Regions from separate parts of the Mus musculus genome. Here region 2 is linked to region 1. The links are chromatin loops, found by intact Hi-C in ENCODE. Cell type or tissue: left cerebral cortex. All regions are shown on one strand.

Region 1 (8,000 bases):
TCTTAACCATTGAGCTACCTAAAAAATAAAAATTAAAAAAAAAATAAACAAAACTCAACTCAGTACTGTGAGAAATGCTTAGTAAAATTTTAAAAAAGGAATTAATTTAGCTAATTTTTCCAGTTTTTCTTTTATTGTAGACACTTTCGTTACTTTTTTTTTTAACCATTTGTGGTGTCTCAATTAGGGTCCAATCAGAAAATAGTCCAGTGGGATACTTATTCTAAGAGACATATTGCAAAGGGTCCACTTATGTGAAGAGGGCTCACCAGGTAAGTCTGAAGTCTAGAACAGGGCAGTCAGAAAGGGTACTAAACTCTTGGGAACAGGTTCCAATAGTTCCATTCCTTCTTTGGGGTATCTCCAGTTCTGCCTTTAGAGTTCTGATTGAGTCAGATAATCTGAGATGGTCTCCTTAAAGTCAATGGACTTTAATTACAATCTATGAAACACCTCTGCAGTGTCTATGCTAGTGTTTAAATAACTGGGAATTTTCAGCCAGCCAAGTTACCACACCAAAAAGACCATTACACATAATTACTTTCCTTTCCTTGTAGCTACTGCTCTGTGAGGTAGCTTCCATTATTGTCACATCCATCTTACAAATTGGAATGGCGAGGCTCAGACAAGTTAGGTAGAGTGTGTCGGATCACAGAGCGTTTAAGTGGAATACCCCTTACTTGAATCCACACATACAATTCCACATTTTGGTGTCAAACTGTGCAGTCTGCTACCACCAAATACATACGGTATTAGACATTGTTCCTCTAAATGTCTACAAAGGCACCTCAGATCAATGTTTTATACGTTTCTTGGAAAAATTATCACAAGCTCTAGAGTCATCTATTTGGTCCTCTGGGTAACTTTTTAACACGAAGAAAGAATTTAGGACGTTAACATCTCTAATGTTAGTCTGTCTGATAGAAACTGACTGCTCTTAAATAATCAGTTTATGTTGAGAAGGTCATGTTGATGAACTATATTGAAGCAACTGCCATGTTTTCCTCTAAGGAGACTCACAGGCTGAGTTTTAGTATCATGAGGGTTTCTTTTTTCTTCCTAAATTGAATCATTTTGCAAGGAACACTATACTACTTAAAAGCCTAGAATATTTTAAAAGTGAGGAACATGAGGCTTTATAGTCTCCAAATTTCAAATGACATAAACAAGAAGTTGAATGACTTTTTAGCAGGGGAAAAAATGACAGAAGGAATTCTGACACTGAGTTTCCTTGGAGTATCATAATACCATAACAAGTGTCTGTGACAAGTGATAAGGTCTGTGGTTTTGTGCTGCCTACAGTAAGGATTTTCCTTAGTCAAGAGACTTGGCCTCTCTGGGCTTTGGGACCTAGGGCTCATATCTTGAAGCTTTTCTGGAATATAAAAATTTCCAAAACTTCAACGAGTAGGATCTATTTGAGTTTAGAGCAAAACATCTTTTCTTCTGTGAATTATTTAATATTTCCCCTCAAGTAGTAAAGGAATATGTTGATATTTATATTTTTTTATTTCATGTGTATGAGTGCTTTGCCTTGTGTGCATATACACATATGCACCAAATGAATGCCTGGTGCCCGAAGAGGCCAGAGGCCAGAGGCCAGAAAAACAGCATCAAATGCCCTGGATCTGGAGTTACACACAGCTGTGAGGCACCGCTCGAGTGCTGGGAACCAAATCTCTGTCCTCTGTGAGAGCAGCGAGCGCTGTCATAACTGCTGAGCCATCTCTAGCCACCCCCTGCTCCATACCTTTATATTTTAGTGTGCATACCTGGAGGTTCCTACCAAATTCCATTAGTATTGTGCTGAAGTTAATTCACAGACATCTAGCATTCAGGATGTGAATTCAGTAGTCCTACTGAATAGACCCGGTAAATGGCCACCATGGACAGCAACTTCCCCGTCTGGCTGCCTTTCAGCTTGGTTTCCACCTGCTGGCACAAAGGCTGACAGGGAATTAAGTTTTCATTCATTCTCTAGAGGTGGCGCAGTCATAAAATGACCTAGAGGTCTCAAATGTTTCCAGAGTGCAGAGCACTCAACTCAGGGGTTGGGGTGGGAGGGGGGGGACACAATAGTTCACATCCCTCCTAAATAGCCTGCAGTTTATTCCTAGCAGATGGTAGCTCTAGATTGCCCTATATCGAGAACCTGAAAATAATATCCACAAGAGAGCAGTACTCTGGCAAATACTATTCCTCAGTCATTTCCGTGACTGCAAAACCAAGAAGACACATTTACCTCAGCACACAGGTATCTGAGCTCCAGAATGGAAAACTGAAGGGAATGACCTACCTTCAAAGCCACTGAGAGTTTGCTAATCTCAAAAGAAGCTACCCAAAACATGCCCCCGCCTCTCCCCTCCTCTCCTCCCAACATTCAGGTGCCGTTCATTAGAGTACAGATAGCATGCAGGCTGATTCTTTCTTTACCTGTGTAAGATGTAGAAGCAGAAGCTTTGGGGCGTTGGTGTAGCTCTGCCATACAGAGTGCATCAGGGCCTGTCCCTATTTACTCCCCAGTGCTGGGGGTTTCGGGAACTTTCTTTCCTGATGCAAACGGGAATATGTCTGAATTTCATATGATTAGATGCCCCTAGTTCACACGCCTGGAATGCCCAGCTTTATGTCCCGGGGCCTGCGTGTTGGTAATAGACGAACCCTGGGAACTATGTGAATCCCACAGAAGTAGGCAGTGACATAGCAGCAGACAAGAAACAGTGTCTGGTGTTGCTGAAAGAACTGGCTACATCACCCTTTTGAGTAATGACAAGACCTAAGTCACAGGGTTGTGAGGATGAAAGGAAGGATACACAGATCTCTGGGGAATTGTAGGTGCTCACTAAACTTACCTCTTACAAGAAGCGCGTTGCATTTTTGTTTCAGTCTTTTGAGTTTTTGCACCTGACCAGGACCTTTGCTTGCCTTGGCTTTGAAGCAATAAATAAAGTGGATCGCCCTGCACACATACTGTTAGGGATTTATCATGTTAGCCATTCCCTTAAATATTCTGTTAGAATTTTTACAGAGATCCTGAGGTGATGTTTATTTTGCCACCAGACCTCAGCTCTTCTCTGAGACTCTGTGGCTCCCACAGGAGCCTATGTGGGCAACTTAAAACACTTGCAGATGCAACGTTGAAGAACCTGAGGACCAAGATGTATGGGTTGGCAGATGTGCTGTCCATGGGACCAGTATAGCATTGTGCAGGCTAAGACAAAATGATTTCTGTTTATTTATGTTAAGGAAACCCATCCTGGGATTTTCAAAATAGCAAAGTCTTGTTTAAGATCAGTTACAGGAACACTTCCTTTAATTGGCATAATTTTGAAAAAAAAGCCTTGGCCAAAGTAAACATTTCTACAGATGTTGGTAGTAGTTACCAACTATTACTGGTGGAAACGGAGGAGGGCAGATGATTTGAGCCTTATCAAATCTTAACTGAGACCCTTTAATCTACTGAGCCAAGGTTAGGTCGGCAAACGCTGCAGGAACCCAAGTCACACAGGATGGCCCAGATCCACACAAGTTGAGTTTTACACTGCGGGTGGCTTCTGTGGTGCAAACACAAAGCAGCTTGCTTAGTGGGAGGAAACACTGGAGTGGCCTCGAGTGAAGCAGGACCCGCCTTCACCCCCTCCAGTCCACTACCACCTCATCCCCAGGGCAGTGACAGCCAGCCGTAGTGACCGTGGCTCTTGCCATCCCTGCTGCCGCCACCGAGCTAGTTGGTGGTCACCTGGGCGCCGGCGGAGCTGCCGCCCCAGCGGTGTCTCCAAGCGCAAGAAGGGGGCGGCGGAGGCGCAAGATATCCATAGTAACCGAGGATGCTAGGGGCGCGGAGCGCGGGCGAGCGGGAGCACCGAGCCCCCGCGCGCGCCAGCCGGCCCAGCTAGGCACCCCGCGGCCCGGCGCCCCGTTCGGCGGGACCGCAACGGTAAGCCTGGGCGGCCCAGGCACGGACACCTCCCACTGCCCACGCCCTCCGCGGCCGCAGAACAATGGAGAGCGCCGCCCGCTGCCAGGAGACGCCGCCAGGGGGGCGGACGGAGTGGCGGGGGGCGAGGATGCGCTGCCGCCCGCGCTGCTGGCGCGCGCCGCGAGGAACCAGAGCACTAGCGAGGGCGCGCGGCGGGGGGGGGGGGGCGGGGGCGCGCGGCGTGGAAGGGGCGGGGGGGTGGTGAGCGCGCCGGTCCCCGGAGCTCGTGGGGATCCGGCGCCTCTCCCACCACCCTCGCCGGCGCGCTCCCTCCTCTCCCTCGCTTGCTCACGTTCACTGGAGGGGGCTCTGCGGGGAGGAGGGGGAAGATGCTTAGAGGCGACGGCTAAGGGGCGGCAAGAGGCGTGAGCCGCGCGTCCGCGTCCTCGGGGCGGGAGCCCGGCAGCCCTCTCGGATCCCGGATCCCGGCCAGCCCACAGCCGCCGCTAGTGGCGCGCGGCTAGGGTGAGTGGCGCGCGCGGCGGCGGCGGGCGGGCAGCGCGGGCGGGCGAGCGAGCGAGCGAACGAGCAAGGTTCGGTTTCTTCCCTCCCCCCCCCCTCCCGCCCCCCGTGCGTGGCCCCCGCTGGCGAAGATGCGCCTCTGAGAAGTGCGGCTGCAGCCGGGGCAGAAGCCGAGGGCGTCCGGCAGGAAAGCCGCGAAGGGCTGCGGAGACGGTTTGCGGGGCGTTTGTGGCAGCCTTGGCTAGCGGTCTCTACTGTGTGGGGGTTTCTTTTCTTTTTTTTCCTTTTTCTTTTCTTTTTCTTTTTGTAACCCGTTTTGGTTATTGGTTATTTGTTTGTTTTTCCCCCATTACCATCCGGAGCTGGGCTTATTCTCCATTTCCTTTTCCTCAACCTTGGGGTTCTGAGGAGTTTGAAAAGGTAAAGTGCCGGGCATCTTTCCGAATGGTTTGACTTTCAGGAGCCTGTCTTTTACAAAGGTCATTTGTCTTCGTTGTTTAGAAACAAAAAACAAACAACAACAAAAACAAAAAAATACCATGAGATTGTCAGGTGTGTTTTGAGTCTCCTGGACTCAGTAGCAGAAAAAGCGGCCAGCCGGGTCGGCAATGAAATGAGCTTGCTGTCTCTCCGTGTGTGTGTGTGTGTTTGTGTGTGTGTGTGTGTGTGTGTGTGTGTGTGTGTGTGTACACGTTGGTCAGTCCGAGAGGGAGGTGGGCATGGACCCTCCAAGCTACGCCTTGGAGATCAGCAACGGAGCAGCAGAGACTGCAGTTTACTGCTTTCAGGAAGGTCGGGTCAGCATTTCCATTAAAACCCAAAATTCTGTGCTTGTAACTTACTCCAGGCTGAAAGTTGCCCAAGCCCGTCAAGGGCTTCTTTTTATAAGAAGGCTGGCACTGCCGCTTATTTATCTGTTCATTTATTTCCCCAAGAAAATCCGCCGTTTATAAACACCGAGTCCCTCAAACAAATGGGAGGCTCGGGAAAGCCTTGCATTTTCAGCGCTTGGCCAGGAAGGCTAGATCACCGCAGTTGGTTTTCCTTCCTGAACACTGAGATGTTAGTTTGAGGGTGAAAATTCCTGCATATGTGCACAGGGCTGAAAGCAAATGAACCTCGGGGCCCTTAACTGTTCTTAAACACTTACCAGTATTCCGATGCTGGCTGTATGGAAAAATTGCTTCTGGGAAGACAGACTGTGGGACATAGTAATGATACCACAGCATGGAGCCCTGGAGTCCAGGATAAAACGCATCTAAATGTTGGCACGAGTTGGCAAAGGACCTATGCTCTTCTCTCTAGGAGTCTTTAATTAAGGTAGGTCCCCTCCCCCGAAGTTCCCAGCCTAATGGAAGAGAGGAGCGATTGGGAAAACCCCAGCGGTTCCTTCCAAAGCTTGTTCTTGTATTCTGCAGATGAGATTGTGCGACGAGATGCCAGTAGTGTCTGGGTTATTTGAGTCCATAGTGTTGACGGTTCTGTGACAAAATGGGCTGCAGTGACTAGTGCTGGCGTTGAGCCACCGCAAAGGGCTTTCTTATGAAGTGTTCGGTTCTGTCTTGTCGGACCTAGTCCTGAGAACTGCTTGGTGCGGGGCAGGGATCCTCTTGGGCTGAGGTGTGGGGGGCCCAGGGGGCAGGAAGGAGTAAGACTTACAAATGAAATTAAATCAGATGTATGCTAACTGGTGGTCTGGGCAATGCTTAAGACAAACACAAGCCCAACTTCACAATGCAGGAGAAACACAATGTGTGTGGGGGGAGGGGGAAGTACAGATCCGTCATATCGCTATTGGAAGATGGGAGCTTTGCCCTGCACCTGCTAATTGCCAAACTTAATTCTCCTGAGTTGGTTTTCTTTGCTTGGTGGACCTCTGTGCTTTTCCTAGAAGCAAATACTTTTTTTTTTCCCTCATTATTTGCAACAATGACAATTAGATTGACTTATTGAAAACATTGCTACATAATGCTGCATTCCCTACTGGAGACCAGAGAGAGTACCGCTATTTACCTCTGTTTGCAGGTGGAAATTGACATTAAGACGGTTTAAAAATACAGATCCAGTAAGGCACAATATTGAGTAATGTTCTTCTCCAAGACCAGGAGTGTACTCATTGGTCAGCAATCTAAAATAATCACTGAACAGTTGGTGATTAACAGTCTCAAAGCTTGCAGGTTTAACCAAATTCATACACAGTCATCAGTGGTAGCCTCCCTTGTCTGTTTGCTGCTTTTAATACATTTGATGAGAAAGATTAGAGAACTGCTTTTGTTAAAATAGTATTTGTTTAAAGTGCTCTGCGTATCCTAATATAGGATAGCATGCAGACATGTGCCAGTGCATACAGGAAAGACATGTATGATGCTGCTGTCTTCCTGAAGATGCTCACAGGTGTTTTCCAGCTCCCCATTCATTAAATACTCAATTCTGAGTCCTATTCATTTGGAATCATGCTTATGCTTTCTCTCTCTCTGAAAGGCAGACACGGTCTCCAAACACTAAGTTGAAATTCTGTGTTTTGGGCACTCATACAATCAATGGGAAGACCAGGTACAGTTCACTGAGGTCCCTGTCTCCGAGCAGATGTTGGTGTCCACACGGGTGTTAGGTAGAGCCATCATTCCAGAAACTGTCTTGAGAGGATTGAACAATTGGCAAAATTAAATAGGAGATCCGCTCGGCGAGAATCATTAATGATCATGAGTAAAACATTTGCTCTTCCATAAGTGTTTTCTGTTCCCACACACTGGCTATTATAACTGTGAAGGAAGAGTGACCTCCACAAGTGCCACTACCAGCAATCAAAGTCTGGGATCTGCTGTAGGTCATCAGCAATTAACAGGCACCAGGCACTTGCACAGAATCCAGGTGTAACACTACCTGGATTGTTTGGGTTTTTTTTTTGTTTTTGTTTTTGTTTATTTATTTTTTTTCTTCCTTCTGTGGACCGTGACAACAACAAAGCATACGTGTTTGTTGTTAGATTTAATTGTAGCATGCATCAGTAAGTACACTTCCGGGCGGAAAAAAAAAATATTGTCACATGCACATTGCTTCGAGTAACAGTGTTTCTCAGCTGCAATGGCTTTACTCTTGTGTTAACTTGGGGTTTCTGTGAAAATGGCCGTTTTCAAAGGACAGCATAGGCAATGGATTTAATAAATTGCTTGAGAAAGAACATTTGCATGGACCTGCTCATCCTCCCGGGTAACTGTCAGTAACATTGCTGCAGAGGTCTATTTTTGTGTGGTTCTAATTTTCATGTAAAAATTAACCTTTGTTATAATTCCCCTGTGAGAGGTAAGCCACACCTGATCATCTGGCTTCTGCTCGTCCCTCGTTGAAGTCATGGTGGTTTTCTTTCTTTCTGTCTTTTTTAGATGTCAAAATATGATTAAGCTGAGTCATGTCTTTTTCTTTTCTTGTTCTTCTTTTTTTTTTTTTTTAAGTGAAAGCCTATTGGCTTGTTTAGATGAGAATCTGAAATTAGTTCTCAAAAAAAATTTTTTTTTATGTCTGTCTGATAAATCTCTCAATTTTTACTGAGCAGAGGGGG
Region 2 (8,000 bases), 140 kb after region 1:
CCTTGAGGTTCCTCCATGTACTTCATGCTGGATGGCACTGTAAAGCCTACATCTAAGGGCTAGCCTGGGAAATGTGAGGTGACTGGACTGGACCAGCCTCAGTCCTTAGTAGGCAGCACCACCACCTGGCTCTCTCAGCATCATCTCTAAGCATAGTGGTCTCAGAGTGGTCACACAGTACTGACTCCCGAAGCAAGTGCTACAATAGGGCCAGGCAGAGGCTGTGGGACTCCTCCCATCTGTACAACAGTAAAATTGCCCTCACATTACTCATGGTAATTAGTGTATTAATATAATGAATATACTTAATGTGTAATTAAGTCCTGCTACAATATGGTTTTCTATGTTGGCCTTACAGTGTCCAGCTCTGGGGAGAACAATTCTCCTTGCATTGTGCATAGTGGGGGTGACACAACAGCAGAGGCAGGCAGAATGATCCTGCAGCAAATACACTGGATCATGTGTGCTCGGTCAGGGTGACGGTGTGGCTCCACGGTAGGAGCATCTGCCTGCTTAGGGCCCTGGGTTCCATCCCTGGAGGAAAAGAAGAGAGGAAGGAAGGAAGGGAGGGAGGGAGGGAGGGAGGGAGGGAGGGAGGGAGGGAGGGAGGGAGGGAGGGAGGGAGGAGAGAAGAGAAGAGAGGGAGGGAGGAGAGAAGAGAAGAGAGAGAGGAAGGAGGTAGAAAGCAAGAAGGAAGAGAGGGATGGAGGGAAGATTGATGGAATGCCCTCAGGTCCTCTGTGACAGCACCTGTTCCCTGCTGGGTCCTGGTACCCTGAGACAAACAGTGCAGCCCTCACTGCAGGTCTCAGTGCCCAGGAGCCACTCCCTTCCTCCCATCCAGCATTCGTGTTTAAAACATTAAGGCCACAGAAAAGACAGAAAGGTAACAACATCCAGGTCTTCCCAAATCACAAAAGAAAAGAAAAACACTCTAAGGCATTCTGTTTTTAAAATTAAAAAAAAAAAAAAAAAAAAAAAAAAAAAAAAAAGAACAGAACGATGTGCTAGTGTGCACACCTTTAATCCCAGCACTTGGGAAGCAAAGGCAGGCAGATCTCTGTGAGTTTGAGGTCAGCCTGGTCTACAGACCTAGGTCTAGAACATGGGGGGGGGGGGGCAGGATACACAGAGAAACCCTGTCTCAGAGAAGGGGGAGGGGAAAGAAGAGGGAGAGAGGGAGGAAGGGAGAGTGAGACAGAGGCAAAGACAGAGAGAAGAGAAGAGAGAAGCAAGACACCTGTCATCCCAGCTCTGGGAAGGCTGAGGCAGGATGACTGCCACAAGTTCAAAGCCAGTTGGGGGCTGAGTGGTCTGGTCTCCCTTTCTTCCTTGGGGACTTTTCTAATACCAGTCACTCATTTCAAAAGAGGACAAAACATCTAACTTCGTATCATACAGAAACTTTTAGTTTCCCAAAGTAACCCATAGTAACCATTTGAAAGCCTCAGCCACTCAGAGGAGCAGCTCTGACCTCCACGTGAAGACCCTGTAGTCTCACAAAGCTCTCACACGCAGGAAATTTGTCTGAGGCTAGTGCTGAAGGAATCTGCACCCTAAGCTCACTGCTCCTTCGTGCAGAGGCTGCCTGTTAGCTTCACAACAGACACCAGGGAAGTCAGAAGCCCCGTTGGACTTCTACAGACCCCGCCCCCATCCCCGTCCTGACCCCACCTCCCTCCCACCCTCCCCACCCCACCCCGGCCCCCCTCCTGCCCTGAGGCAAAGCTGCCAATGAATGACGTGTGCACAGTGTAGGCAGAGAGTAGTAGGCAGAGGAAAGGGCTCAGCCCTCTTTGTACAGTGATGGTCAGAGCTGCCTCCCAGTGCTCCCCCACTATCATTTGTTGGTGAGTTGTTAATTTACTCGTCTGACTCAGCTGTGGAAATAAACATGGCTTAGTGTTCACTGCAGGGAAGTGCATGGCCTGGCTGTGCAAGGGACGGGATGACAGAATCGAATGTGTGTCTGAGAGGAGCACAGAGATTGACTGTCCCACCAGCTCTCAAGATCATAGACATTGCCCGGCTTGAGTCTGAGACAAGGACACTTGATAGGACTTTGACATAAAGTCCAGTTGGTCCAGACTTGGTGAGACTCTTCCCCATGGAAGAGTCCACCTCATGTAGTCCATCCTCACTGAGTGCTGAGGGCAACAGAGTCCCTAACATTTCTCAAAGCATGCTGGGAAGGAGTGGGGGGTAATAAGAACAGGAAGACATGGTGTACTTTCAGCAGAAGCAGAGTGCTACCTGCATTTTTGAAAGAAACCATAGAGAGAGACGGTAGGGATGGTCACGGTAGGCTGTTCTTAGCCTGTATAGTAGCACTGAGAGCATCCTCGGGCTGAGACTGTGGCTCAATGTAGAGCATTTGCTAAGCACGCATGAAGCCACAGGTTCAACCCCAGGGTCATTCTGGATAGACCAGTAGGCACCCACCTCTATGATGCTTTCTGGCGTAAGGATGTTGTGGCTCCGATCCCACCTTCCAGTGGGCTAATGTCATGTTGTCCCTGTGGGAGAAGAGAAGGGGAAGCTGCGTGTGGGAGAGAAAGCTGAAGTCAAAAAATAAGTATGTGAAGAAAGGCGGGAACAACCCTGGGAGAACTGCTCTGTGCAGAGGACGTACGTCCCAGGAGAGGTTTGGTATGGTATCCTGCCCTGACAAACTCTCGTCTCTTGGTGATTTGATGATAAAATATAGAGCGTGAACCCTTGGGGAGTGCAAAAAAACCTCAAGAAATAGACGGATAATTAGCTCTATTTGAACAATGTTTGCATGCTCGCTGCTGCAACTGTGAGACGCCACACCAGCATGACTAATGCCTCTACCCCCGGCCTAAATTAGATTCTGATTGTGCTTCGTATATATTCACTGAATCACAGATGTTTGAGGTAAAAAAGACCCAAAGTTCTCAAGAACACCTCCCATGGAGCGTGTGGGATCACTGCTACAAACCCCTTCCCCCCATCCAAGTCTCATGAGCAAAGAAGCCACCCACAAGCGAGCTGCACCTGGAGGAGCACCCGGGGCTGGTGGGCTGCATGAGGGCTCTGCTTATAAGGAATTAATGGGGGAGGAGGTCTGGCAGCCTGGCTCCAAGGATGCTACCTCAGTGACTAGCGTCCAGAGTGCTTTGTTCTAACAGACTTCCCCTGAGTCACTGCCGCTGCCGGTGGGGCAGTTCAAGGTCCACGCTGCTCCTCAGCTATCCACTCACTCTGACCCTTTGTGTGCCTCTAGTAAATGTTCTTCTTGTCTTGTCTGTTTGCTCTTGCAGAATTTAGCCTATGAAATCATCCTGACGCTGGGACAGGCATTTGAGGTCGCTTACCAACTAGCCCTACAAGCAAGAAAAGGGGGCCATTCCTCCACACTCCCAGAAAGCTTTGAGAACAAGCCCTCGAAACCCATCCCAAAGCCCCGAGTTAGCATTCGGAAGTCAGTGGTAAGTACAAGACAGAGACATCTTTAAGCCTGCAACCAGAGGGAAGGGGGATTCAAAGAGGACCTGGTGCAGTGAGGGGGAGGCCTTTAGAATCCAGCCTGCCTTCCCCTGTCCTTTCCTGTGGTCTCCTGCTGGCATGTGACCATCATTCCCGCAGGCTCAAAGAATCCTTTCCCCAGAGCCCAAAGGTAACAGAGAAAACCACGTTTTTCTCTGCCACCTCTAGCAATAGCCTTTTGAGAGCTTGGATGGCTAGCTGCTGCTTCTGGTTTTGACCCAGCTCACCAGAAGGCCTAGGAAAGTGTGGAGGCAGCCTTCTCTGAGGCCTCGCCTACCACTCAATCAGGGGGCAAGCCTCTGCCCTCCAGAGAGATGTGCAGAGGCTCAAGGTGACGGTACCCTGGTACCCTCCTGGCCAAAGCTAGATACCACAGCTTGCCTTTCAGGAGACCACGGCATCCTCAGCCTCGAGATGCCTGAGCCACAGCCTGTGTGCCTTCCCTCTGGACAGCTGAAGCTCTCCACAGCCTAGTAACTGTTAGAAGGTGGTACCCCCCTCCTCCCTGTCATCTGCCTCCCTCCAGGAACTTCCTCCCTTCCCTCCCTCCCACAGGCTCCGCAGACATCCTGTCCCAACAGGCTGGTATGACTTCAAAGCGGCCGCCTCTGGTAGTAGCAACACCCCAAAGCTGGAAGGCTCCCAGCCAGCTCCCCATCTGCTCTCTGTTCCAGCATCCATCCCGCATCCTAGACTCTCTGGGATTGGCACCGGGCAGGCCCCCAGAATGCGTTGCCCCCCCTCATCCCGCAATCTTTCCATCTGCTGCCTTCTCCTCCTCCTCCTCCTCCCATCAGCTCTCAGCCTCCGTCCGTGTCATGAGAAAAATAGACATTTTTAACCTCCAAAGAGAGGTTCCTTCCTCGGGATGATGTGGCTTCTGTGGATCACACCTTTGGGGCCCCTCCCCCTCTCCTGTCTCTGCTCTTGGTCACCTCACCACCCACGGGATGATCCCTCAGCATCCGGCCTCTCCGAGTCCCTGAGAGTCCATTGTGTCCTCCTGCATCCCAGAAGGCCTCCGCTGATTGGTCATTACCAGTGGCTGCTGCACCTCTCAAATCCCATGCTACACTCCTATCCCGGACCCTCCTGCCTCAGCACCTACCCAGCCCATGCCCCCTGCTCTCTATTCCCCAGTCCTTGACACACCCCAGAACCCTAGAAATGTCTGTCCAGTTTGTTTCTAAGCATCTCCACTTTCAAGTTTAGCCACTATAAATCCTTGCTTCTCTACCCCCTTCTGTCCCCAGCCCAGCAAATGACACAACACTTCACCATGCTGCTTGTCACCAAAGTCCCCAAGTCACCTTGATTGCTGTTGTACTTGTACCTCCACATCCAGCCCATGAGCAGAGATCAATCTTTGCTCCCCTCGAACACACCTCCAGTCTGCCCACTCCTCTTCTACTTCCTCCATCACCCCCCTAATCCAAGGCCAGTGCACACCTTCCCAGTGACTCCCTTTTTTCATACAGCAAAAACCATGGCACCCTAAAAATACCCAAACCTAATCTCTGATCACACGTGGTGATGCCTAGGCCTTCCACTCCTCGAGTACACTGCTCAGTCCCACTGGAGACTCTATGTCTCCCATGATTGCTCTCTTCCACCTCCCCTGACCCCCGAATTCTGCACGGCCCCATGGTACCATTCAGGTTTTAGCTGCACGAAGCTTTTCCTAACCAGGGTAGTTGCCTGGTCACCTTGTAGGCCCTCTTCATTCCGCGTAGTGTTGACTGAGCTTTCTGTTGTCTCTCTTCCTGCACAAAAATATCTACTCCATGAAATACACTGGCATGCTGTCACCCCAGGGCCATAGCAGCACTCACTACAAACCTGCGGTCAGAGACACGAGGTGGTGAGGGTGGACTTAACGAATGTGTCTCTGAGTGCGATTATTAAGCTTCTGAGTCCAGGAATGCACAGCATGTTTGTGGGGATTGTTGCTTAGACTACTCTATTCCTTCTCGTGTGGGCTGGATGAGTCTGTTCACAGCACGCACGTCCTTCCAGCTGTACTGCGGTCCACGCAGACTCCTTCCAGAGGAGCACTAAGACTTTGATGCCGTAAGGGCTCATAGAATATTCATCTAGACACCCTCTCTGGGAAACAGGAGAGTACCCAGTCTACCTGGCTCTGGATGCAGGCCCTCACCAGGCTTCAGAATTCCCATCTCCTCAGCTCCAGTGGTTTACTCTCAGGACACACACAGTGCTCTTTCTAAAAGTCCTTCTTCCCTCGTCCTATGAAGGCACAAGGGAAACCATGGCAGAAGGCAGCCTGATAGGCACATAGGCTCAGGCCCTGCAGCCTCCAGGAGGTTAAAAAGCTGATAGAGGAAGTCTGAGCAGGCCTTCCAGAAACTCCTTGGCCCCCGTTTACAGAGCCAAGTAGATGATGGCCAAGGGATGAGCAAGCCATTGGGGAAAGAGCTTAACTGAGGCCCATCAGAGCTCAGACTTTAGCTGCTGCCCAGGGAATGACATGCTTGGCTTTATCTGAACCCAGGACAGAGTCCGCCAAGGCGCAGCCTGACAGGCCCTTGCTGGCCTCTTCCCTCCCTCTGTCTGGGGTACATCCCTCTCGGCCACTTTGCCCTCCCTCCGGAATCTGTACCTGCGTTTTGTCCACTCCAGTACCTTTCTTATCCAGGCCGAGCACTCATTGTCTGAACAGCATTTATTGACAAATATTTATTGCATGCCTGCCTTGCATTGAGCCACTAAGAGCTTTCCCAGGTTTGGAGAAAATAGCAATAAAGTTAACAAAACCCCCACCTTTGCGGGGCATCCGTTGTGGAAGAGGGAGTAGACAGGTGGTATGTGTCTGTGTCAGGAAGGGGGGAGCTAAAAGGTTGAGGTGCCATTTTGTAGAGGGTGTGGGGAATACAGCTTCTAGGATAGGAAGTGGTGTTGAAGCCAAGACCTGGACCACACTGGCTAGGAGGCAACCGGGAGAGAGCAGAGGCCTCACTGCACGGATGGGTGCCCGAGGGCCATCCCCAGGGCGGCATGGCTGGAGCTCAGAGAGGCCTCAGGCAAGTGAGCGGGGCGCTGCAATGTCCTCGGAGGACGTAGGGTTCTTTCCGGACCCCGATATTGGGGTGTTGGGAACCACCGCTGCTCCCCTGCCTCTGCGCCCCGGGGGCGGGGCCAGGTCTCACTCGCGTCACCCTTGCAGGCCCCTGCAGAGTCGCTGTGCAGTACAGGTGCGAAAGCGCGGACGCCGCCGGGGCCGCCCCGCAGCGCGGCTGGGCGAGCGGGGCCCGAGGTGGGGTTCCAGCGGCGCCCACGCGGCCGCGCCGCCGCCCAGCTGCCGGATAACGGGCATCAGCCTTTCTGTTTTAAAGCAGATCGACCCTTCTGAGCAAAAGACTCTGGCCAATCTGCCGTGGATTGTGGAGCCGGGGCAAGAAGCCAAGAGGGGCATTAATACCAAGTATGAAACCACGATTTTCTGATACCCGCCGCCCCGTCCTCGCGGTGCCTTGCTCGCCCAGCAGTCCCCGCAGCAGGCTCTCCTTCGCGCCTCCGTGTCCACCCGCCCCGGGAGGAAGACTGCTCCAGCTCGCGTGGCCTCGTCACGGGCGGAAGGGCGACGGCCATCCCTAGGGAGCCTTCTGCCAGCGAGACTTTGACGCCCCTTAGAGGCGCGAGGGGGGCTGCGCGGGGCGCCCCAACTCCGCTACCACCGCCTCCTCTGAGGTACTGCTCAACTGCCCCGTACTTGCTTTGCTTTAGTTGGGGGGAGAATACCTTTTTAAAAGTGAGAGGGTGGGGAGAGGGAGGGTCTCCAGTACTGCCTGAAAGTCTAAACAGCTTGGGTTTAAGTTTTCACGGTCAGGTCAGCCGTTTTGAAGGGAAAGTCAGACCAGTACTACCCCACCCCCAAAGTACCTGTAAAGTCATTGTATCATTGAGTACAATTCCATGCAAAAAGACAAAGCAACCCTCACCAGGAAGTTCTGTCCCCCCCCACACACTCGATTTCTATATTTGTGGATTTTATAGTAATCAACTATGTCAGATAAAGGAAACCTTTATTGAATGATTCAAAAAATTTAAAAAGTGATTTAAAACAGAGGAATTTATTATGCACAGAAAAAAATGTGTCTTGTATTAAATATTTTTATTAAAAAGAATGTTTCATTAATGCATTCATAAGAAAACTAGGTTTGTTGTGCGGGATGTTTCTGGTTTCGTTTCAAATGACTACATTCCTACTGCTACTTGCCCTGAGGTCCTGGCTCTGTCAGGGTGAAGCCCTGATGCCCTTTGCCTCAGGAGCAGAACAGGCTAGTGCTTCGGGTGACTCAAAGTGCTGACTCAGCTGTAGCCTGCATAAGTGGTTTATTTGGGGTTGTTTTGTTTTGTTTTGTTTAGCCTTTGGGGTGTTTTAAAGAACATGTTTAACAAAAAATAAAAAAATAATAAAAGCTAGGGCTCCTGCTGCCAAGATTTCTGTCAAGGAAACCTTGTTTGAGAAC

Evidence for each region. Peaks named below come from ENCODE experiments on the same cell type or tissue, not always from the same donor. Only the 100,000 strongest peaks of a DNase experiment are listed, where the experiment ranks them.
Region 2: a loop joins it to region 1, with 2.5 times the contacts of the local background. A loop is called at or near these places in 2 of 42 quality-filtered maps.

What each region holds. Positions count from the first base shown.
Region 1 is chr10:90,825,237-90,833,236 of GRCm38, forward strand. All of the region lies in intron 17 of Anks1b (ankyrin repeat and sterile alpha motif domain containing 1B), which reads left to right. Among named protein-coding and RNA genes, the nearest start is that of Apaf1, 250 kb to the right of the region's middle. In left cerebral cortex, no CTCF peak of the experiment used is centred here; DNase peaks (open chromatin) are centred at 3,788, 4,364, 5,277 and 5,829; H3K4me3 peaks cover 4,361 bases; H3K27ac peaks cover 4,020 bases.
Region 2 is chr10:90,962,941-90,970,940 of GRCm38, forward strand. Anks1b (ankyrin repeat and sterile alpha motif domain containing 1B) reads left to right here. Exons shown (of 27, transcript NM_001359241.1): 26 at 3,285-3,452; 27 at 6,864-8,000. The coding sequence ends at 6,974. Among named protein-coding and RNA genes, the nearest start is that of Apaf1, 120 kb to the right of the region's middle. In left cerebral cortex, a CTCF peak has its summit at 3,914; DNase peaks (open chromatin) are centred at 1,898, 2,357, 2,887, 3,350 and 5 more places; H3K4me3 peaks cover 412 bases; H3K27ac peaks cover 5,290 bases.